Regions from separate parts of the Homo sapiens genome. Here all the other regions are linked to region 1. Evidence: chromatin loops called from intact Hi-C (ENCODE). Cell type or tissue: dorsolateral prefrontal cortex. All regions are shown on one strand. Region 1 has its middle 140 kb from the start of PTPN20. Region 2 has its middle 46 kb from the start of GDF10. Region 3 overlaps PTPN20 (protein tyrosine phosphatase non-receptor type 20).

Region 1 (8,000 bases):
CATGGACAAGAAGGAAAATAATTTGTTCCCTCTTCCCAAAAAAATGTGTGTAAACAACATAGGCCTTGTCTTTGATGCGAGCCAACTCTCTCCAATTTGATCTGTCTCTAAAGAAGTGAGACAGTGCAGGGTCCCCCTGGGTGGGAGTGATGCCTGACGGGAGCCTGGAAACTTAGCAGCGATGCCCTGGATCGCGGCTCTGGCGTTGGGCCCACCTGGCAGGGGAACGGGGAGAAGCTTTCCCATTGTCCTGATGCGATTCTCCCAGCTGAAACGAGGCTGGTGCACATGTGGGCCGACACTGATGGGATCCAGCTTGCCAGAGAGGTGCACTCCCCCATATGAGCTCTGGTCAGCAGGCACTTACCGGCATTCACTGAGTGCCCACTGTTGTGCCAGGCACTCACGGGGTTACTGGAGGAGGGCACTGGAGGCCTTCATGTTTCCAGGGCTAAGACGAGGGTGGGAGCCTGTGACCTCCATCCCTCCTGGGGCCCCTGATGCTGCCTGATGTGATCCTGAGTCGTGGAAATGAATCCAGATGTGCACACTCGCTCACCTGTGAGTGATGGCCATCCCTCTGATGGCCCCCAGGACCCTTCCCAAGTGAGGATCTTAGTCCCTAAGTTGGGTTCCCTGGCGCCTGACATCTGAAGATTAGGAGCCACCCCAATGACTGGAGGCATTTCTACTGCTGACCCAAGGTGTTTAGCATTAGGAAAGTGCCCTGCAGATGTCACTCCATGTTGTTTGAAAAGAATTGAGATATCACATGAAATATATTTCATAATCCAGAGGAAGTTGGGAGAGGTGTCCTGGGCTCCAGCCCCAGTGCCAGGGGTCTCCTGTGCTTTCTGTGAGGCAGGGTGAGCCTGGGATGGGGTGGGGGCCAGAGCCTTCCACAGGTTTCCCTGTGGGCCAACCTCACCTTTGCTGCCTGGGTCTGGCCATGGTGCTCCATGGGGTGTGGGCCCCAAGCTCACAGACTATGGCAAAGACAAGCCACAGAGAGGAGGCAGCCAGTGGTTCCAGGCAGCGATGGGCTCAGTGCCAGCCATTCCAGGCACCAGCATCCTGCATGTCTCAGCTCCCCTCTCCGCCAGACTATTCTCTGTCCACAGCACCAAACACCAAAGGAAATAAGCTCTGAGAGGCCCAAAGTGGCTCTGGGTGGCCCACCTGAGCATGGACTGGGCCAAGTCCAAGGCACAATCTGGGGCAAGTTGGAGGTCAAGGCCAGATCCCAAATCACAGAACTGAGTCCAATGTGGGAGCTGGGCTGTAAGAAGGAGAAATCAAAGGTTGAGGACAGGGTCAGCGCAGGGAGGCCTCAGAGTGAGGAGGAGACTGGTGATTCGCCTCACTGTCATTGGTCAGCTGGTATGGGCTATGTGGGCAGGTGGATTGGGCTCTGAGGTTCTGGAAACCAGTCATGCCCCATGCAGATGCATGTATACAGACCCGAGCCTCCAGGCCTGATGGGAGGGACCCCTCCAGGGGGACCTTTACAGGCAACACCGAGCTCTCAACACCTGCATCTTAAGGCTCCGAGGACATGGCAGGTGTGGCCCGTGAGTGGCAGGGCCTCCACGTGACCACAGCTTGGGAGGTGTGAGGGGCTGGCTATAGAAGGCCAGGCAATAGTGCAAGAGGTAGGGAGGCCCCAGGGTCAGGGCAGGGGCTCCCTCCAAAGGGCCTAGGGCACGGGACAAGAGGCCAGGCTGCTGGCAAGCTCTCTGTCCTCCCCGCAAAGTCTCATAGAGGAAATCTGTGTATTGAACATGGCCCTGCCACCCTTGGCCAAGCACCTACTAAGGTGCGTTGGCCCTGTGAGGGGCTGGGTGTGAGGAGGTGGAGAGCCTGGGCTTATAGCAGAGCCTGTCAGAAGTCCAGAGAGGGCCAGAAGTCCTGGGTGGCCCAGTAGGATGGGTGAGGAAGGTTCTTGGGGAGTGGAGATACCGGTAGCAGACAAGTGCACCATTCCTGGGACTCAGAGAGGGACCAGCACTGCTCAGAGTCATGGTAAGGAAACATGGGTGGTAGCACTGGGCCCTTGAGGCCGAGGGGAGGCTGACATCCAGCTGGGCAGAGACCACACCACTGGGCCCAACATAGTCAGAACCCAGGAAGCTTAAATTTGGGGACAAACAGACCCTAGGTGGAGGCAATACCCAAGAATATGTTAAAAGGGAACTCCACTCACTGGTGTGAGGCACTGCTCCTGGGCCTGAGTGTGCATTTTCCCTCGAATCTCCACGTGGGCCCTTCAAGCTTGATAGCCAGGAGGGCATGAGGAACCCACGGTCCTGACACTTGCCTGGAGTCACACAGCTGCTTTGAAGCATCCAGTGATGTGAGTGTAGCTCACTGGGTCCCCAAACCCATGCAGGCCATGACCAGTTTTGGGTGGTGGAAAGAGGTGGTCAGAGGACCCAGAGGGCCCAGAAGTCCTTACAGGAAGGGCTGTTGCCAGCTGGGAGCCCGGGCTAGGCCTGTGCATCCTCTCCCCACCTCCCCATTTCCTCCCTTCCCCTGTGCCCTGGGCCAAGACACAGTGCCAAGCGAGGGGACTGCGGTTGCTGTGGAGGCAGGAAAGCCCAGGGCCCGGCTGGAAGGTCATGTGGGAAACTTCTGCTTGAGGGGAGCTGCTCAAACGGGTCACTGGGCCCCTCGGGTACCAGACCTTGTTTTCCTGCGGCCTCCTCCAATGGATAAGGGGCACTGGGGTAGGGGCTTGGCTCCAGCAGCCAAGGCGTGAACAATGGTCTCGCTGGCTGCCCCGTCATGCCCCCTCCTCAGCCGCTGCCCTCCCGGAGGACCAAAGCTGCCATGTGAAAGCGATTTCTCTGAAAGGCTTCTCTGGGGAAACTGGGCGTCGGGGCCTATGCTCACCACACTCCCTGCATCCCTCCTTTCTGTACAGAACCCTGAGTGTGGGCGGGAGGGTGGATACCACAGAGGGTGTTGGGGCATGGGTGCTTCTGGGTGTGGGGGCTCAGATGAAGAGGTGAGTGGCCTGGTGGGTCCATGTGCAATGGGAATGGACGAGGGCCTCGGCGTGAGTCTTCCATAGGAACGAGGGGTCAGGGCTGTAGGGGGACTCTGTGAGGCTGAGTATGCCTGTGCAGGTGGGGGGCTGTGAAGATGTGTGGGAGGCTGCTGTGAAGGGTGCTTTCTGGGAATGGTGCTGTGCTGCTGCAGTTTGCTTAGAGGGCAGATTGAGTGGGAGTCAGGCAGGCAGGGCTGCGTCTGCAGGTTGGGTCTGATCACCCAAGCCTTTCCCTGGGCTCTTTCTCAAGGACAGGGAAGCCCTGGAGGTTGTGGAGCTGGTGGTGAGAATGCTCGAGCATTCTTGGCAAGAGTACTGGAGTGTGGGTGGTGTGCGGGATGGATGGGTGCAGGAGAGTGCAGAGATAGGCCACGTGGTTGGGCCCTGGGTATGTGTCCTGTTGGGGGCGTGAGGACCTGGTTGAGGAGGAAGGCACAAGGGGCAGTTCTGTGGGGGTGAGAGCCATGGGAGGTGGGGCAGGAGGACTATGGCAAATTGAACACAGAGAGTGGAGGTGGGGAGCATCCAGGTAAGGTGAGTCTGGGCCAGTGTGTGCACACTGCAGGTGCTTGTTAATTTGTTGATTGGCTATGTGATTGATTTGTTGGTGGTGCCAGTGGGCACAGGGGGTCCTCAAGAGAGGTGTCAGAGCACGTTTGTATGTTAGAGAATGAGAAATGGCCCATGCATGCACACCCCTATCCCTCTCCCACCCCGCCCAGCACTCCCCTGCCTGGCTTCTGGGGAGCTGCTGCAGAGGAAAGCCCTGTGAGCTAAGCCGCATCATCGTCATGGCCAGCAGGGGGCGCTGTGCCCTTGGGTGGCCCAAGCTCTCCCAACAGCTGGAAGATTGGAAGATACGTTTGTACATTTTTGAGTACGTGCCCTGCTCTGACATTGCTTAGATGGTCATCTCGCCCCCATCCTAGCTGACAACCCGTCTTCACTACATCACCTCCATGCTAACAATACCACGGGATGTCACCTGGGGGTAACCAGGGCTCCTGGACCCCTCAGCTCTGCTCAGCCCTGAGAAAGGCATGCAGAGTCCCCGACGAGAAGACACCCGGAGCTGGGCATGAAACTAAAGCAAGAGGAAGGGAAGGTGGCCCAGTCCCCAACCTGGGACCTGTGGCCACATGGGAAAAGCAAAGTGCAACACAGAGGGTGGGGGCTTCCATTTGGGGGTTCTTTCAGAGCTCAGGGTGGGACCCCAGCAGAGGCTTCAGGCTCTGTCCTCACAGCCTCTGCAGCCCCAGGGCCTCCCACCAGGGTGTGGTTTGCTTGAGAGTGGGTAACAGCAGCACAGGGTGGCATCAGAGGCAAGGACCAGGGGCCCCAGGGACAGCTGCTGGGACCCTCAGGTTAAGGCAGTGGCCCCAGGAGAGCTGCCTTACCTCAGCTCAGCGTTGCCCCTCACTGCAGAGTGGACTCACTGATAGTGAATGAGATCAAGGCCAAGGTGGGTGCTGGTGTGGCCTAGGGAGGCATTCAGCCCAGCCTGGGGAGCTGGGGTTGCCAGGCACAGCCCCCAATACGAGGTATGTCTGAACTGGGTTCTGAAGGATGAGAAGGAGTTGCCTGGGCCAAGAAGGCAGTAGTTGGGGGAGTGTTCTTTTGTCCACAGAGTCCATTTGAGTCAAGGAATGGCATTGGCAGGCCGCCTGCAACACCGAGAGGAAGAGGCCAGCACTGGGTTGGGCACCCCTGCAACACAGACAGGAAGCGTGGGCTGGGTGATGGAGGCCTGCAGGTCCTCTCAAGAGCAGAGGCAGGGCAGCCCCTGAGGAGGGCGCTGGAGCCTGGGCCCACACATGTTGGAGCCATGGGAGGGAGTGTCGGTCCAGGGCCAGAGGCTGAAGGCACTGCAGGGGGGTTACTGCAGCTGGCCGGGTTTCTAGGTTTAATGTTGAGACCGACCAAATTTGAATCTTGGTTCAAATCTTGGGCCCTTCCGGGGACAAATAGCTCAACTTACCTGGAGCTCAGGATTTCATCTGTGAAGTGGAAATAGGGGCTGTGTGAAGTGGGGTGATAGCCTGCCAGGGTGATTCATAGGGTGAGTTGAGATGACATTTGTAAGCCCTTGTCAAGGTGCCTCATGCATAATAGGTTCAACAAATATTAATTCCCCTTTCTCCTCTCCTTCTCCTTCTCCTTCTCCTTCGCCTTCTCCTTCTTCAAGGATTTCTGCACATGGGTGAAGCTGGGAGGGAATTTATCTAATTGTCTAATTTTGTCCTTTTTTATCTAGCATGAGATAGTGTTCCCATTTTACAGATGAAGAAACTGAGGCCAGCCAAACTAAGTCATTTTCCCAGGCCACACAGCTAATGAGTAGCAAACTTACTAGCTGCCTTTCATGTCTGGGGAATGGGCAGCCCCATGCTAGGGCTTCCTTAAAGGCCATGGGACTTGGTCCCTGGAAGGGTGTGCCAACTGGGTTGCCTGAGTGGAGCAGAAAGTAATTGTGTTTAAACATGAGCTTTGGTAACAGCAAACAAGGGCCATGAAACACCAGCAAGTCTTTCTCCTCCACAGCCTGGTGGTCCTGGGTTTCCTGGGGCTCGGACCTCTGCTTTGTGACCAGCTGGGCAGGTGACAGACATGAAGAATGACCAGATGTCTACACCGGCTGACCAGCCTGGAGGCTGTACTGCAGGTGGGCTCCTGCCTCAGGGTCATCTGAACACTGGGACAGCTCCGGGGAAGGCAGAGCCCCATGACCAGGATGAAGGCGAGGGAGGAGCATGGGCCCTGGAAGCAGAGGCCCCCCTGCCAGCCCTGAAGGTGGCTGGGGCCCAGGGGTGGGTGTTAGGGGACACCAAACAGAGGTCATGAATGTGCTGTGCTGGCCAGATCCGTCCTGCTGATGTGTTTTATTTGGCTTGCAGAGTGCTTCTCAAAAAACTTTGAATTATGTCTTAACATTTTCATATGAAAATCTAGATCTGCAGTTTCTCCTGAAAAGTTGGAGACTCTGGCCACAGATGTGAAAGGAGACGTGCGGCAGGAGAGCGGCTGCCCAATCTAGTTGGTGGCAGGTTCCTGCAGACCCCACCACTCTCCATAGTGCTCCCGGCACTGCCATTCCCTGCCTGGGCCCCTCGAGGCCCCTCTCTTCACAGACATGAGCCCTCAGCCCCTTGCCCATGACCCAAAATCTGGCTGTGATTTCCCACTCTGGCCAGTTTCCCTAGAGGGGGACATGAGGGACGTGACACACACTCAAGGTCATTAGTCTCAACAGTCTGGGACTGAGTGTGAGGACCAGGGAAAGAGGGCTCTTGCCATCCCCAGAGCCAGTGATTCAGAGGGTTTTGGTGGGGGGCCTGGCTGGAGCAGACACCATGGAACCTGAGGGGCTTTGGGAGGCCTTCTACTCTCATGCAAGAGCAAAAAGGCCAGGGCTGATTTGTCTAGCCACATGGTGACGTGGAGGAAAACTCCATCATCCCCAGGGAAATGCAAGGAAAGGGGGAGGAAGGAGAGAGAAAAAGAGAGGGAGAGGAGGGAAAGAGGGAGAGAGAGACAGAGACAGACAGAGACAGAGATATAGAGAAGGATAAACAGAGAGGGAGACAGAGACAGAGAGAGAAGAAGACACAGAGAAAGATACAGATAAAGACAGAAAAGAAGAGAGAGACAGAAATATTGGGAGCTTGACAGCCACAGAGCGAGAGACTGAGTGTCTATGATGGGCAGCCAGGTCCCTCCTATGGGGCCTGTGGATTCTCTCTTGACAGCTGGATGGCCACTCCCCTCTCCTCCTCCTCAGGCCTGCTGCTGGCTCCAAGGAAGCTGCTGAGATAGGGATAGGGAGAGAGTTCCATGCTAACAAAATGGTGCATACCAGGTGCTCAAGATAGCTATGTGGAGATAGATGCCTACTGCTCTGTCTCCCAACAGCGCAGATTTCTGTTTGCCAGAGGGAGATCACCTTCGCTGGCTTGGAAAGTGCCAGGAAAGGGCCAGTGTAGCCAGGTGGGCTTCTGCAGGTGGCCAGTGGTCAGTGGAGGGGCTGGCACCTTTCTCGGCAGCAGAACCACTTGAGAAGGCCCGGCCCCTCTCTGAGACCAGGCTTCGGCCCCAGCACCCGAAGCCAGCCCCAGTAGGACACAGACTGGGGCCTCAGGATCATCCACAGTAAAATCAAAACCAACTTTTTCCACGGTACCAGGCCAAGTGTGATAAATTTGGAAAGTAATATTTGCAAACCGTTTCCCGGCATCTCACAGCAGATTGGCTTGGTGCAGCTGGCATGGCGTGCCCAAGTGTGTGCGGCCGGGACTGAGGGGCTGCTGGGACTGGTGAAGGTAGGAACGTGGTCGGGAACACCAATTGCATTTCATTAGAGGCTGGTGATGGGGCACTTCCAAGTGGATGGTTTGGAAGCCCACGACAAGGCAATGTGGGGGGCCAAGCCAGACTACATTATTCACAATGTGGTTTTCTAGCTGCTTCCAAATTTGATTTTGCCAGTTGAGGCTGAGCGAGTTAATCCCCTGGACTTCATCTCTTGTGCCTCAATTTCCCAAGCTTCTCCAAGGTGTTGCCCTTTCCTCTCTGACCACTAAATCTGTGGGAATGAGCTCGAAGCCTGCACCCAGTGCTTCCTGTCTATGCAGCATCTGTATTGACCAAGTCACAAACTGGTCTAAATAATAAATAGGATCAAAGACTGACCCCTGGATGGGGTTGGCTCCACCGCATTTCTGTGGCTGTCAGTGGCCTTGGCAAGCTGATAGGCGCATCAAAACCTCTTTGGTATAAAAGTCCAGATGAGGGAGATCAGAGAGTGTGTGGGTGCAGAGCCTCTGGGGAGGACGGGTTTGCAGGCTACACTGTGTTCAGGTGCCCAGGTCAGTAGGGATCCTTCCCTGCAGGTGGCCTCTGAGATGCCTTTCACCCACCCTGCACTTGTGACATCTTGGCTTGTACCTGGGGACCT
Region 2 (8,000 bases), 210 kb after region 1:
GGGAGAGACCCAGGGCTGGTCCCCGCAGCCAGATGCAAGGCACTATGGCCCCTGGGAGATGCTCCAGGGTGGCAGCTTTGCCTTCCCAGGGCAGAAGCTGTCTCTGAGGGCTGGCCTTGTCTGCCCCAATGACCCAGCAACGAGGCAGTTGCCACTGGCACACCCAGGGTGAATGTGGGCTGAGACGTCATGCAGGGCTTCAGAGCAAAACAGAAAATGCCACACAGATGAGTGCAGCCCCCATGAAGGGAGGGATTCCTGTACTTTTTTCTGCCAAAGATTCTAATCATTTATGTCTCCTAAATTCACCTTCGGCGGCACCATTAGGTCCTATTCAACTACATGAGTGTTACACACATTATTTTATAACTTCGCAACAATGCTGAACATGAAAAATGTGAACCAGTTTACATGTATCTCTATATGGACACCTTTGTTTATCTAACTAGTAAAAGACATCAGTTTATTTATTTATCCTTTCTCTAAACATGCCCATTCAAGTGGAGCAACTCGATATCCACAAGCAAAGGTTCATTTGTACTCCTACCTCGTGGCGTATTCAAAAATCAACTCAAAATCAGTCAACACCTAAATATAAGAGCTAAAACTATTAAACTCTTAGAAGAAAATATGAGAATATATAACAATCATAGTTTTGGCAAAGGATTCTTAGATATGACACCAAATAAATAGGCAACAAAAGAAAAATTAGATAAATTGGACTTTATCAAAACTTAAAACAGCTGTGCATCAAAGACCATTATCAAGGATATGAAAAGGCAAGCTATGGAATGGGAGCAAATACCTGCAAATAATATATCTGATAGAGGCCTAACATCCATAATTTATAAAGAATTCTTATAACTTAATAATAAAAAAATTAAAAATAGGCAAATTTCTAAATAGACATTCTCCAGGGAAGCTATATAAATGGCCAATAAGCAAATGAAAAGATGATTGACATTGTTAGTCACTGGGGAAACACAACTTAAAACTATGAGACACTGCTTCATACTCACCAGGATGGCTTGAGTTGAAGAGACCAACAACAAGTGTTGGTAAAAAAGTGAAGAAGTTGAAACCCACTTATGCTGCTGGGGGAAATGTAAAATTGTGCAGCCATTTTGGAGAACAGTTCATCAGTACCTCAAAAAGTTAAAAGTAGAGTTACCATATGATATAGCAATTCCACTCCTAGGCATATATCTAAGAGAAATGATAACATCCGTCCACACAAAATCTTGTATATAAATGTTTATAGCAGCATTATTCATGAATAACAACATAAAAATCCATCAAAGGATGAAAGCATGCCCAATTTGGCTAATCCATAAGATGGAATCCTATTCAGCTATAAAAAAGGAAAAATCTTGAAAAGGTTCATGAGTGGACCAAGAAAACTAAGTGCTAAGTGCTATTATGCTAAGTGCTGTAAGATGACAGACACAAAAAGTCACATGTTGTGTTTATTTTTATATGATATATCTAGAATAAGTAGAACCACAGGGATGGGAAGCAGATTAGAGGTTACCAGGGCATGACAGGAAGTGGGATAGGGAATGATTACTTAGTTAATACAGGTGTTTTTGTAGGGTGAGGAAGAAGTTTTGAAACTAGACAGCTGGGGGTAGCACAGTGTTGAGAACACATTAAATATTATCACTGAAATATGCACTTCAAAACAGTTGATTATATGTTATGTGAATTTCATCTTAATTTTTTAAACAGAATTTTTACGTTATGCTTAAAAGGGGAAGCAGGAACTTTTAATTATAGGATCACAGTTATCTCTGACACTCAGGATCCCTCAAATTGGGTGGCTACAAACTAATGCATGGTGTCTATGCCAACTGGAAAATTCCAGATCCCTCACAGGTATTTACTGAATACGATAACTAAATAAAGTGAGTGGTGGGGGGACCCACAGGGGAAAGAATGGGCAATCATAAGAGGCAAATCTCCTCTAGCTTAAGTTTAGTGATTCCTTGGAAGGCATGTAACACCGGAGAGCAAACACTCATGCCCTTTCCTATGAACTTGCGAATGGACCCAGGTGTACCTGAGCTCTCAGAGACTCTGACTGCTGGGTAGAGGGACACTGGGTACTCAGGAATTTGTTATGGCTCCAGCTCAGGGAGGGGTGGTAGGTGGCAGGTGGCCAGTGGTCTTCTGTCACCCCACCTAGGAACATACATATCTGGACACACCCCTGCGCTCTGTGGCATCTGGGACAGGGAAGATGTCACCACTTATGCTTGTTCTGCATAGCTGCTGCTCAGCAGCCTTCATCCTGCTGGCTGAGGCCCATGCCCTCTCTCTAAGGACCTCTTGGCCCAGGTCTGCAGAGATCACTGCACAGTGGACAGGACTCTGCCATTCGGGTTCTCTCCATGCCTTCAGCATGAATGCCTCCAAGGAGGAAAGCATGATCACACAGCGGCCCAGAACAGCCAAGCAGAGGCCGTGGGCAGGGTGGAGAGGGGCTGCATGGGGATGAACAGCAGGAGAGAGGGGGAAAACGGCATCACAGCTTGCACCCCCACCTGGTCAGTTCCCAGCTGAGGGCAGGAGACTCTGGCTGCAAGCAAAGAAGTTCAAGGCAGGCTCTGGTCATTTGTGCAGGGCAAAGAGGTGACTGAAGCCTCAAATCTGTGCCCCAGCAGGCTCTACCCAGCCCAGAGGTGACCCCATTCAGCTCTGATGGGGCCGTAGCCCCAAGGCCAGGGTTTAGAGGAGAGCGCCAAGGACAAGACAGCAAGGGGGCTCAGAGAATGGAAGGGGCTGGGACTGACATCTCATGTTCCCTTAAATTGAGTCCTTGTTGCCTCCTTGCCCGAATAAAACATTAATGTTCCTCATTAATGTTCAGTTCACTAAAGATGAAGCCCGTTAGAATATGCTATGGCTCCAGCTCAGGGAGGGGTGGCAGGTGGCACCCCAAATTCTAAAACCCTCAGCCTTTAGAACCAAAAGTCTCTGTAAGATCTCGTCTTACTCTTCATGTGGGGAAAATGAGGCACAGAAGGAAAAAATGAGCTGACAACAAAAATCAGTTCAAAACTTTGTGTTTTGTCATCCAGGCCACTTCATATTTATAGACACACGTGTCATGGCCTCAAAGCCAGGAGAAACAAAGGATGCTGATCGGAAGGAGTGAGGTCTCAGGATGGTGGATGAGAGAGAAGCAATGTCAGGAGAATGCCTAAACTCCTACAAAAGGACGTGATCCCTATGTGCGTGCCCCCATGCCCCTCCCCACCATGTGTAATGATAGGGCTTGGGGTAGGAACTGGAGCAGTGCATGAAGAGGGACTCAGCACACCAAGTGCAGGCTCTTGGTCTGTGCATTGCCATAGGCATTGGTGCGATGAGATGCTGGACTTACATAGGCCCTGAATCCAACTTCTCATCACCTGGGAAGAGGTGGGCCAGCAGTGTAGGGCCACAGGGAGGCATAAAAAGGGTGACATCAAAGGCTGTGCTGAGCCACTGTCGTCAACCAGCCTCACACTGCTGGTTATCCCAGAGGCTTGGAGCAGGGTTGGAGGGATGAAGCAGGCCTGGACTGCGTCCTTAGGAAGACAGAAGCCATCGTCGATATGGCCGTTCCCTTGTCCCCTCCCTCCTGCTCCTACAGCAAGCATACCAGGGCTGACTCCTCTCCACACCGCAGCATGGAGGTGTGGAACCACCCCACAGACACCCTACACCTCCCAGGTCTGGGCAGAGAGCAGCCAGCTGGCTGCCGAGGTGTTTTTCCATGTGGCTGGGGGCCCGCTGCGGCTGCTCTGGCCGGGTGGTGACTCACAGCTGGCAGGACTCTGGCCTGGCGATATTTTGAGATCCGACTCCATGATGGACTGATGTGACAGCTTTGTTCTCTAGGGCCCTTTTGATTTGTGAATCTCCCTTTGTGGTTTGCTAGGGATGCTCAGACCCTGCTGTTTCTGGGCTCCAGCGACCTCTCGCTCAGCTGGGCAGGCGGGGCCGGCTACAGCGGGGGTGGCAGACAGCGAGTGGGAGCAGCAGGGCTCAGTGAGGACTGAGCCACCACCGGCCTGGGCAGCTAGAGCTGCACTTCCAGGCTGTGTTAGACTGACTGGGTGGTCGTGGAAGAATGATAAGTGCCTGCTCAGAGCCAGCTATGCATGGCCAGATCGCAAACCACAGGGCTGCCCTGCTGGGCTTGGGCCTGGGCCCAGAGCTCTCTAGAGCATCTGGGGAGGCATGGGGGTGGACCCGGAGGCTTCTGGAGACCTGCAAGGCAGCCAGCCCTTGGGAAAGAGCACTTGGGGCCTGGGACAGCCGGGCTAGCCGGAAGACTCAGAGCCAGTCAGCAGGGTCCGTGGGACCTCATTTGTGGCACCTGCATTGAAGGCAGGCAGGGATACAGAGGAGAAAGGGCTTCAGAGCCAAAGACAACTAACTGGGTTCAAATCCCAGCTCTGCTCTGGCCGGGGCTGGGGCCGTGGGCAGCTTATTTGACTTCTAATCCCTCACTGGGAAAATAGAATCATAATACCCATCTCTCCAAGCTTTGAAAGGTTTCATGTGAGCATTAACACACACAGATGTGCTCAGAATTCTATCTGCCCAGAAAATATAGTCCTCTACCCCTCTCTAATACACACACACACACGCACACACACCACATTCCTCCAGCTGTCTGCCTCCTTCTGTGGTCCCTGGGGTAGGAATGACTTGTTCTCAGTTTCTTTCTGGCCAGGTGTCCCTCCATACTCAGTTCCATGGATTCTCTTCCCAAGATTGATGTGTTCTCAGATAAAGGTGAGCCAGTTTCCAGCCACCTGCCTGAGGGCAGCTGAATTCACACAGACACACACACACACAGACATACAGACACACACACACACACACACACACACACACTGCTGACTCCCAACACTAGCTCAGCAAATATTACTTAACAGGGCCTTTTTAGGTTGCTGAAAATTTCATGGTCACAGATGTTCCTTCCAGTTAAACAGTAAGCTGCTACTGGGCAAAGCTTCGTACAAAAGAGGGAAAATGCAGACCTCAAACCGAGTTTTGCTAAATGAAAGAAGGAGGAGATGGGAACTAAGGAGCTTTGCAGATCCAGCAAGATGTGACATGACCCAGGGTTTCAGGGTTTCAGCCCCAAGGCCACCACCACTTAGAGGAGATAGCACTAGAGTGTGTCCTTATGATGCAAGATCTGGGTTGGAAGAGGCCTCATGTGTCACCCTTCCCTAGCATCATGTGATGCAGGACATCCCCAGCAGCAGCTAGAGACACTTGCCTCGGGACCCAACCAGGGACGCAAACGCACTCCCCTTTGGGCAGCTCTCAGTGCTAACAAGTCCTCTGACTGGTGAAAACCTGTAGCAACTGAACCTTATTCCGCTGCCTGGGCCACGTAATACAGATCTGCTTCCTGTTCCTCAAGACAAGATGAGGACCCTTTACAGATTGAATGAGTCTTCTCATTCCCAAAATAAACCACGAACCATCAGCCCACTTTTTCTGGCAGGGAAGAGTCCCAAGGGTCCCACTCTCTTCTGCAGTAAAGGACAATGCATCACTTTACAACAGGATAAGACGGCTCTGGGGAGCCTCTAGGGAGCCCGTGCTGAAAACCCTCCCCTGGGCTACCTCACCTCAGCAGCTGGGGTGCTCTATGTGGTCCTGCCAAGGGCCGGGGACTGGCCTGGTGTCTGGGAGCCTTGTCTTCACTGCCCAATCATGGCGGCTTTGATCCCATGACTCTCAGCTTTTCCATCAGAATTCAGAGGGCAATAATAGCAACTGCTTGCTTGTAAAGTGCTTGGAGCTCAGAGGAGAAAAGGTGTCAGACAAGTGTAAAATGTTACTACTGGCACAGGCCAGAGGATGGAATGGAAAATCCCAGCAGAAATTGGGAACTCAGAGGAAGCCATTTGTCAGCTCCTCTGAACAAATGGATACAGGAAAAGGGGCCTTCCTCTGGCAGCCAGGCACAGCCCAGGTCAGCTGGAGGGGCTGGAGGAGATGCAGGTGAACATGAACTGTCCTGCCTTCTGACATCAACTACTGATTTAGCAGCCATGCCTTCCACCTCAAGACCAGCTGTCCATTGCACACCCTAGGCAGGGCTGCCAGCGGATGAGCCCAGGTACCCAGAGCTCCAAGCAGTCAGCTCAGCCCTCAGAAGCCTCCTGGAGAAGAGGACTGCAGGAACTAACCCACTGTAGCAGCCATCTGGAAGAACCAGCCCAGTTCTCAAACAAGGGTGCACCAGGCAGAAGAGCCAGTCAGCATGTAGCCGTGAAGACTGGGAAGGGCAGAGGGAAGAGGCACGAAGCACCTAGATGACGCGATGAACTAAGGAAAACTTTTAAAGCACTCTAATTGCTGTTCTCAGAAATTCAGGAAACGTATACATTCATTAAAGAATCTTCTGGCAATACATCTTCTTAGACATTATAAGTGTGACCCACCAATTCCTGTCTTCAAAGTGATCATCAGTAAATGAACTGAAAGATAAAGTCAAGGAAATCTGTCAGAACGTAGGGTAAGAAGACAAGGAGAAAGAACTTCAGATTAAAGTGACTCACATATCTTGTTAGGATTAATGAAAAAATAAAACCATCTAACATTTTAAAACATGAAGAATAAAGAGAAAATCAGAAACATGAGACAGAAAACATCATCACCTACTAATAAGTAAGACTGGCATCTCATTAACGAAACTTACTGTGACTACATTGTTGAAATTCCAAAACCTAGAATTTGACAGTCTCACAATCACAGTGGGAGATTTTAGCACCTACTGTAACTTCATCACACCTATGTGGTTCAACTTTTATGAAACCAAGTTGTGAGTTGTTTTCAGGTTACCATGGGCCCCCAGATTGAAGGTGATGTAATCTGAGCGTGCTCAGGCGAACCAAATGGACAGCCACAGGAGGAACCTCAGGGCTGGGACTGAGAAATTGGGACTGAACTGAGAAGCAGACACTGCCTGGCAGGAGCCAGGATCCAATCAGAGGAAGCTCTGGTATCACCCCATGGCAGGATCCAGTAAGATCATGCCTCCTGGCACCACCTCATTGCAAGATCCAATCAGATCACACCTCATTACCCTATGCTTATAAAGCCTGACCCAAACCCCTGCTCGAGGAGACAGGTTTGAGAGTTTTCTCTTGCCTTCTTGCCCATTAAGCAGCTTTATTGCTGTTTTTCTTTTCTCAAAAGCTGGTGCCATGGCATTGGCCTCTATGTGAATTGGACACCAAGCCCATTGATCGCTTGGTAACAATACCATGTTCCTAGATGGGAGGACTTAATATTATTAGGATACCAATTCCCCCCAAATGAACACAAATATTAGATTTTTCTCCTTGACTCTTGACAGTGAAAGCTTGCGTATGAACAATTAAAGACTCCCACTGAGGATTCTGAATCTGAAACTCATACTGCAAAGAATCAGGGGATACTTTAGAATTCACTCTAGTTATGGTGATGGTGATGGTGGAGATGCCAGAGGAGGGGATGGAGGGGAAGTGGCGGGAGGTGCTGGTGTTATGGGGGTGGTGGTGGAGGAGCAGGTGGTGGAGGTGATGGTAGGATGGCAGCACCCAGCACCCAGAGTCTAGTGTAGACAATAGCAGCAGAATCAGAACAGCCTCTTGGCAGCAAGCGTCCAGGGCAATGTCTCCAGTGGCACCATTTGGCTTGTTTTTGGCTCTCTGGCATCCCTCTATCCTGGCCTTTTGTCCAAGGGTTGCTTCTAAACACTACAATCTCTTACTAAGACATCCGTTATCCTTCTAAGTCTCTTTGCTGCCTATGTTTAATAAAGTAAGTTTCTATTGCTTACAACCAAGAACTCTGGGACAATGAGTCTTCCAATCTTGAGTAAAGGAAGTATTTTGTAAGCAAGGCAGGAAACCAGAAATATTGTTTTAAAAGCAGAAGACTGACTAATTTAACCACAAAACTTGAAACAACTCAATAGGAAAAGTGAAAGCGCCAAGTTC
Region 3 (8,000 bases), 54 kb before region 1:
TGTCTCTGTCAGATTTTGGTATCAAGTTGATAATGGCTTCATAGAATGAGTTAGAGAGGAGTCCCTCCTCCTTGAATTTTTTGGAATGGTTTCAGTAGGATTGGTAGCAGTTCTTCTTTGTACATGTGGTAGACTTTAGCTGTGAATCCGTCTGGTCCAGGGCTTTTTTTGGTTGGTAGGATTTTTATTACTGATTCACTTTTGGAATTCATTATTGGTCTGTTCAGGTTTTCTTGAACAGGAATTTCTTCCTGGTTGAATCTTGGGAGTTTTCAGGAATTTACTCATTTCCTCTAGATTTTCTATTTTTCGTGTGCATAGATATTTATAATAATCTCTGAAGATCTTTTATATTTCTGTGGGATTAGTTGTAATGTCATCTTTGTCATTTCTGATTGGGCTTAGATTTTCCTTTTTTTGTTGTTTAGCTAGCAGTCTATCAATTTTGTTTATTCTTTCAAAAAACAGACCAGGCGCGGTGGCTCATGCCTGTGATCCCAGCACTTTGGGAGGCCGAGGCGGGTGGATCACCTGAGGTCAGGAGTTCGAGACCAGCCTGATCAATATGGCGAAACCCCGTCTCTACTAAAAATACAAAAATTAGCCAGGTGTGATGGCATGCACCTGCAGTCCCAGCTACTTGGGAAGCTGAGACAGGAGAATTGCTTGAACCCAAGAGGCAGAGGTTGCAGTGAGCTGAGATTGTGTCACTGCACTCCAGCCTGGGAGACAGAGCGAGACTCCATCTCAAAAAAAAAAAAATTGTTTGTTGATCTTTCGTATGCATTTTTCCATCTTAATTTCATTCAGTTCTGCTCTGATTTTGGTTATTTGTTTTCTTCTGCTAGTTTGGGATTGATTCGTTCTTTTTTTCTAGTTTCTCTAGGTGAGACATCAGGTTGTTCATTTAAGATCTTCCTAACTTCTTTGATGTAGGCATTTAGCACTATAAACTATACTCTTAGCACTGCTTTAGCTGCATCCCAAAGATTTTGATTTGTTTTGTCTCTGTTTTCATTAATTTCAAAGAATTTTTTTGATTTCTGAATTCATTTGTTTACCCAAAAGTCATTTAGGAGCAAGTTGTTTAATTTCCAAGTAATTGTGTAGTTTTGGGAGATCTTCTTGGTAGTAATTTCTGTTTTTATTGTACTGTGGTCTGAGAGTATGCTTGAGATGATTTCAGTGTTTTTAATCTTTTTCAGATTTGCTTTATGGCTGAGCATATAGTCGATCTTAGAGTATATTCCATGTGCAGATAAGAAGACTGTATATCCTATGGTTTTGGAGTGGACTAGTCTGTAGATATTTATTGAGTCCAATTGGTCAAGTGTTGAATTTAAGACCAGAATTTCTTTATTAATTAATTTTTCGCTTTGATGATCTCTCTAATCCTGCCAGTTGGGTGTTGAAGGCTCCCAATATTATTGTGTGACTAAGTCTTTTCATAGGTCCAGAAGAACTTGTTTTATGAATCCGGGTGCTCCAATGTTAGCTGTGTGTATATTTAAGATAGTTAACTCTTCTTTTTGAATTTTTCCCTTTGTCACTGTGTAATGCCCTACTTTGTCCTTTTAGATCATTGTTGGTTTAAAGTCTGTTTTATCTGATATAAGAATAGTGACCCCTGCTTTCCTTTTGTTTTCCATTTGCATGATAGATCTTTCTCCATCCCTTTACTTTGAGCCTGTGGGTGTTCTTACATGTGAGATGGGTCTCTTGAAGACAGAATATGGTTGGGCCTTATTTTTTTAATCCATTTTGCCATCCTAAGCCTTTTAAGTTGGGTATTTAGACCATTTGCCTTCAAGGTTTATATCAATATGTGAGATTTTGATGCTGTCATCACATTGTTGGCTGGTTGCTTTGTAGATTTGATTGTGTATCTCCTTTATGGTGTCTGTGGGCCATGTACTTGTGTTTTTGTGGTGCCAGGTACTGTTCTTTCATTTCCACATTTAGCACTTCCTTAAGGACTTCTTGTAAGACTGGTCTAGTGCTCATGAATTTCCTTAGCTTTGATTGTCTGAAAAGGATTTTATTTCTCCTTTGCTTATGAAGCTTTCTTTGGAAGAATATCAAATTATTGTTTGGAGTTTATTTTATTTAATAATGCTGAAAATAGGTCCACAGTTTCTTCTCACTTGTAAGTTTCTGCTGAGAGGTCTACTCCTAGCCTGATGGGATTTCCTTTGTAAGTAAGCTGACCTTTCTCTCTAGCTGCCTTTAAGATTTTTTCTTTTGCATTGACCTTGGTGAATCTGTTAACTATATGTCTTGAGGATGGTCATCTTGTATGGTATCTCACAGGACTTTGCTGAATTTCTTAAATTTGCCTATTGACTTCTCTAGTGAGATTGGGAAAAGTTTTGCGCACTATATTTTCAAATATGTTTTCCAAGTTGTTTACTCTTCTTCTCTTTCAGAAATGCCAGTGAGTCATAGGTTTGGTCTCTTTACATAATCTCTTATTTCTTGGAGGTTTTGTTCATTTTCAATTTTTTTTTTTTTTTTTTTGAGACAGAGTCTTGGTCTGTCGCCCAGGCTGGAGTGCAGTGGCGTGATCTCAGCTCACTACATCCTCCACCTCTCAGGTTCAAGCAATTTTCATGCCTCAGCCTCCTGAGTAACTGGGACTACAAGCGCGTGCCACCAAGCCTCACTAGTTTTTGTATTTTTAGTAGAGATGGGGTTTCACCATGTTGGCCAGGCAGGTCTCAAACTCCTGGCCCCAAGAGATCCTCCCACCTCAGCCTCCCAAAGTGCTGGGATCATAGGCATGAGCCACCACCCCTGGCCCGAAATTCTTTTTTCTTTATTTTTGTCTGACTGAATTGATTTGAAGGACCAATCTTTGAGCTCTGAGATTCTTTCCTCATCTTGGTCTATTCCGTTGTTAATGCTTCCAACTGTATTATGAAATTTCTGTAGTGAATTTTTCAATTCCAGAAGGTCAGTTTGTTTGTTTCTTAAAATGGCTTTGTCAACTTTTTAACTCTTGGATCATTTTACCAAATTCCTTGGATTAGGTTTCAGCTGTCTCCTGAATCTCATTAAGCTTCCTTACCACCCAGATTCTGAGTTCTATGTTTGTCATTTCAGCCATCTCAATTTAGTTAAGAACAATTTCTGGCGAGCTAGTACAATTGTTTGGAGATAAGGAGGCACTGACTTTTTGAATTGCCAAAGTTCTTGCATTAAATCTTTCTCTTCTGAGAGGGCACGTGTTCTTTTATCTTGTTGAATTTGCTATCATTTCGATGAGGCTTTTTGTTTTTATATTCTTTGTATCCCTTGTGGGTTTGACTGTAGCATAAGCTGAGTATAGTCAGTTGGCTTTATTTCTGGGTGCTTTCAGAGGGCCAACACTCTGTATGGGATATTTATTAATACTTGTGGCTAGATTCTGGCACTGGATTTCACAGGCAGTGTATACTGGAAGAGTTTGGGGTGTTGTAATTTAGGCTTCAATCCAGTAGATGGTGCTTGAGAATAATGGCCGGCAAATAGACTCTCAGTCACATGGCTCTTTTGTATTCCAGCACATTTGCAGCAGTGGGGGTGGTGGGAAGGGGTAGCGATGATCCCCTGCCAGGTCCATTTCCAGGCCTTAGGGGAGCCCCCTCCAGTCACTGGCACCATGCCCACATCTCTTTAACCCCAAGGGGAACCCTGGCAGCCTGTGCTCTCTCCTCCCTTGGGGCAGCTCGAGCCAAAGATTAGGTCACCAGGAGATCCACAGCACACTGGAGGCCTGCTGATCCTCTGTGCTTGGGAGTCAGAGCTAATTGTGCAGTAGACCTACAGATGGTTTGTTGATGCAGTAGGTCAGGGGTGTGAGATCTCCAGGCAGGGCGGTGTTGCCGTGGGTGTATAGCTGATGTGGCACCCATAGCCTAGGGTTTTCTGCCCAGCAGACAGCTGTGGGGACTTCCCAGTTCTTTTTGCCTTGAGTGGATCTCAATAAGCTATTTTAAAGAAGTGACAACTTATCTTAGATCACAAAGTAAAGAATAGAAACAAAGAAAAAATTTTAAAAAAATTCTCTATGCTTTAACTCCATCCCCACCACATTTCAACTGCTTATTATCTAAATTTGTGTATTTTTATATTACCTTTCTCTTAATAGGTTGCTGTAGCTATTACGGCTTTTTATGAGTTTATCTTTCAGCTTCATACCAGAGTTAGGCATGGATTGCACACCATCATTACAATAATAGAGTATTCTGGTTTTGTCCATGTTGTTAATGTTACCAGTGGATTTTATGCCTTGAAAAGTTTTCTTTTTGAATGTGTATGTGGTTTTTTGTATTTTTTTATTTTCCTTCTGAAGAACTCGCTTTAGCATTTCTTGTAAGTCAGGTCTGCTGCTGTTGAATCCTCAGATTTTGTTTATCTGAAAAATACTTTATCACTCCTTCATATTTAAAAGTACCTTTGCTGAATATAGTGTTCTTGGATAACAGGTTTTTTTTTTCTTTCAACACTTTGAAAATTTATCCCACTTCCTCCTGGCCTATATGATTTCTGTTGAGAGTCAATTGTCAGATGAATTGGAGCTCTTTTATATGTTAATTACTTCTTTTCTCCTGCTACTTTTTAGGATCCTCTCTTTATCCTTGAGCTTTGAGAGTTTTATTATTTTATGCTTTGGTGTAGCCTTATTTGGGTTGAATATGTTTGGTGTTCTCTGATGCTCTTTTTTTTTTTTTTTTTTTTTTTTGAGACGGAGTCTCGCTCTGTGGCCCAGGCGGGAGTGCAGTGGCGCAATCTCGGCTCACTGCAAGCTCCGCCGCCTCCCAGGTTCACGCCATTCTCCTGCCTCAGCCTCCCAAGTAGCTGGGACTACAGGCGCCCGCCATCACGCCCGGCTAATTTTTTTGTATTTTTTTAGTAGAGACGGGGTTTCACCGTGTTAGCCAGGATGGTCTCGATCTCCTGACCTCGTGATCCGCCCGCCTCGGCCTCCCAAAGTGCTGGGATTACAAGCGTGAGCCACCGCGCCCGGCCCTGATGCTCTTATACCTGAATATTTATATCTGTTGCATTTTGGAAAGTTTTGTTATTATTTCTTTGAATAAGCTTCCTACCCCTTGCTCTTGTTCAACTCCCTCTTGAACACCAGTAATTTTTGGATTTGGTCTTTTGAGGTAATTGTCTATATTTGGTGATGATCTTCATTCTTTTTTATTCTTTTTCCACCTATGACTGCATTTTCAAGTAGCCGGTTTTCAAGCTCCCTGATTCTTTCCTCTGCTTGATTCATTCTGCTATTGTGAGGCTGTAATGAATTTTTCAGTTCAGCTAATATATTTCTCAGCTCCAAGATTTCTATTTGATTTTTAAATTATTTCAATCTCTTTGTTAAGTTTGTCTAATAAATTTTTGAATTGGTGTTCTGTTACCTTGGAGATCTCTGAGTTTCCTCAAAGCTATTAATACTAGTTTGAATTTTTGATCAGGGAGCTCTTATATGGCTATCTCATGAGGGTCAGTCACTGGTTCCTTGCTTTATCCATTTGGGGAGGTCATGGTTTTGTGTTGACTGCAGTTTCTTCTGGATGTGCAAGAAATATATATCTTGTATTGATGTCTTTGAATGAAGGATTAGTTATTTATTCCAGTGTTCTCTGTCTGGCTTATTTTTGTTTTTTATTGAATGTATTTGGTTATAGATTCTATGTAATTTACCTGTCGAATTTTTTTTTTCTTTTTTTTTTTTTTTTTTTTGGTGAGGGGCTAAGTTGCTGCCTTCTTTTTGGCACTAGATGTCACCTTACGACCAAGTTTGCCTTGGCTCCAGTAAACAATAAGAGAGCTGCTCATTCCAATTAGGGAAAGTCTCAAAGGAGATATCATGGCAGTGTGGGAAAGGTGGCTAGAGATTCATGCCCAGGGGTCCTGTGCAATGTATCTTCTGCAATGTGGTGCTACTAAACAACCACTCTGGTTTGGCATCTCCTTTAGCTGAGTTACAGACCAGAGTTTCCAGGGCTGGGGATGGTAGTCCCACCTCACCTGTTTGTTTCTGACTCTTCTCAGGGTATTTCTTTCTTCAGGCACATGTAGTGCTTCCTGTGGGTTGAGGTAGGGACAGGTTTCCTGCCAGGTAACCCAGATGGTGGGAAACCTGGATGTCACCTTTTCTGGTATAGAAATCATGAATCAGGTGGAGATTTTTTGCACTCTTGGTGCTGGGCAAATTGGAGAAATGGGCATTGCAGATGTGGAAACCCAATTCTCTTACTGCCTACTTAGAGTTTTTTTCCCATCTCTGTGGATCCAGGAACTGTCTTCTCCTCGTATTTGATTTCTGGGATATTGTTGGTGATAATTTCAGTGCTGTATATTTGGTTTTGGTTTTCTTTGTAAAGAAGTGAAGCCAGCTTGCTTCTACACTGTTATTTTGGAACCAGAAGTCCTCTCTTGTCTTTTTAATCTAATTCTCTTTAAGATAATTATTTTATCTTTGAATTAATTATTTTTTATGTAAATTACAAATAAGTCTTAATGGTTCCTTTGCTTTGTTAACCAGTACATCTTTGGAAATAACACAAGTGTAGTTTTAGAGCTTCACAATCAATAATGACTATAAAACTCAATATATGAGGAATCATAACTCCAAGTGAAAATTATATAACTCTTTGTCTTCATTTCATTGCAGTCACTTCCATCTTCATTATTTGGTTAACCACTACAGCCACATTTGGAAAGCTGTGTCTTTTCTTAACTGAACAGTCCAGTCATGCTTGTTTTATAGTCAGTAAACTGATTAAAAATTAGTAATTCAAATGTATTTCCATAATTTGCCTAATCTTAAATTATAATTAAAAAAATGCTTTTAAAGAAGTTACAGTTTTTAATTCTGATGAGATTGTATTTTATTAGTTTTTCCTTTTATGGATCATGTTTTGATATCAAGTCTAACAGCTCATCACTTAGCTGAGGGCCTGAATAATTTTTTTGTGTTCTTTTATGAAAATTCTGTAAGTTCATATTTGACATTTAAGTCCATAGTCCATTTTGAGTTAATAAATTATTAAATTTAGGTGAAGATTCATTTTTTGGCCTATTGATGGCTAGTTGTTTCAATATCATTTATTGAAAATTCTGTTATTCCTCTATTGAATTATTGTTGTACCTTTGTCAAAAATTATTGGGCATATTTGTATGGGCCTATTTCTGGTTCCGTATTCTGTTCTATTGATTAGTGTGTCTATCCTTCTGCCGGTACCACCCTTTGGATTATTGTAGTGATATAGTAAGCTTTAACATCAGATAGAATGATTCCTCCCACGTTATTCTCCTTTTTCAAAATTGTTTGAGCTATCCTAGGGTCTGTGCTTTCTCTAATAAATTTTAGAATTAGTTTGGCTACATCTACACAAAACTTGCTGGGATTTGGATGGAAATTACTTTAAATCTGTAGTTTAATTGGAGAGAGCTGATATCTTTACTGTATTGAATCTTCCAATCCATGAACATGGTAAGTGTATTTATTTAGGTCTTTTTTGAATTCTTGCATCAGCATTTTGTCATTTTCAGTGTATAGATCTTGTATATGTTTTGTTAAATTTACCCTATTCATTTTCTTTGGAGCAATTGTAAATGGTATTGTGTTTGTACTTTCAGTTTCCACATATTCATTGCTAGTACGTAGAAATTTAATTGATTTTCATTTGTTGATCTTGTACCCTGTGATCTTGTTGAAATTACTTATTAGCTCTTAGAGGTTTTGTAGGTTTTTTTTTTTTTAGATTCTTTAGTGTGTTCTACATAGACAGTCATGCCATGTGCATATAGATTTGTCTCTTCCTTTTTGATCTGTATACAATCTGTATACATCCTACTTATTTTCTGGTCTTATTGCTGTACTAAAATGTCAAGTGCTATATTGAATAAGAGTGGTGAGAGCAGGCGTTGTTGCCATCACTGATCTCAGAGGGAAAGCAAACTAAAATTTTATGTTTTGTGAAAGACCCAATGAAGAGGATAAAAAA

Evidence for each region. Hi-C counts contacts between places; a loop is a spot of excess contacts. Peaks named below come from ENCODE experiments on the same cell type or tissue, not always from the same donor. Only the 100,000 strongest peaks of a DNase experiment are listed, where the experiment ranks them.
Region 2: it touches region 1 in a loop (2.5-fold over the local background); 7 of 110 quality-filtered maps call a loop at or near these places.
Region 3: it touches region 1 in a loop (3-fold over the local background); 2 of 110 quality-filtered maps call a loop at or near these places.

The regions. Positions count from the first base shown.
Region 1 is chr10:47,043,922-47,051,921 of GRCh38, forward strand. No RefSeq gene overlaps it. Among named protein-coding and RNA genes, the nearest start is that of PTPN20, 140 kb to the left of the region's middle. In dorsolateral prefrontal cortex, a CTCF peak has its summit at 3,855 (motif pointing right); a DNase peak (open chromatin) is centred at 3,850.
Region 2 is chr10:47,249,982-47,257,981 of GRCh38, forward strand. No RefSeq gene overlaps it. Among named protein-coding and RNA genes, the nearest start is that of GDF10, 46 kb to the right of the region's middle. In dorsolateral prefrontal cortex, no CTCF peak of the experiment used is centred here; a DNase peak (open chromatin) is centred at 3,920.
Region 3 is chr10:46,989,624-46,997,623 of GRCh38, forward strand. All of the region lies in intron 9 of PTPN20 (protein tyrosine phosphatase non-receptor type 20), which reads left to right. Among named protein-coding and RNA genes, the nearest start is that of PTPN20, 82 kb to the left of the region's middle. In dorsolateral prefrontal cortex, CTCF peaks have their summits at 3,495 (motif pointing right) and 3,701; a DNase peak (open chromatin) is centred at 3,688; H3K4me3 peaks cover 617 bases; H3K27ac peaks cover 973 bases.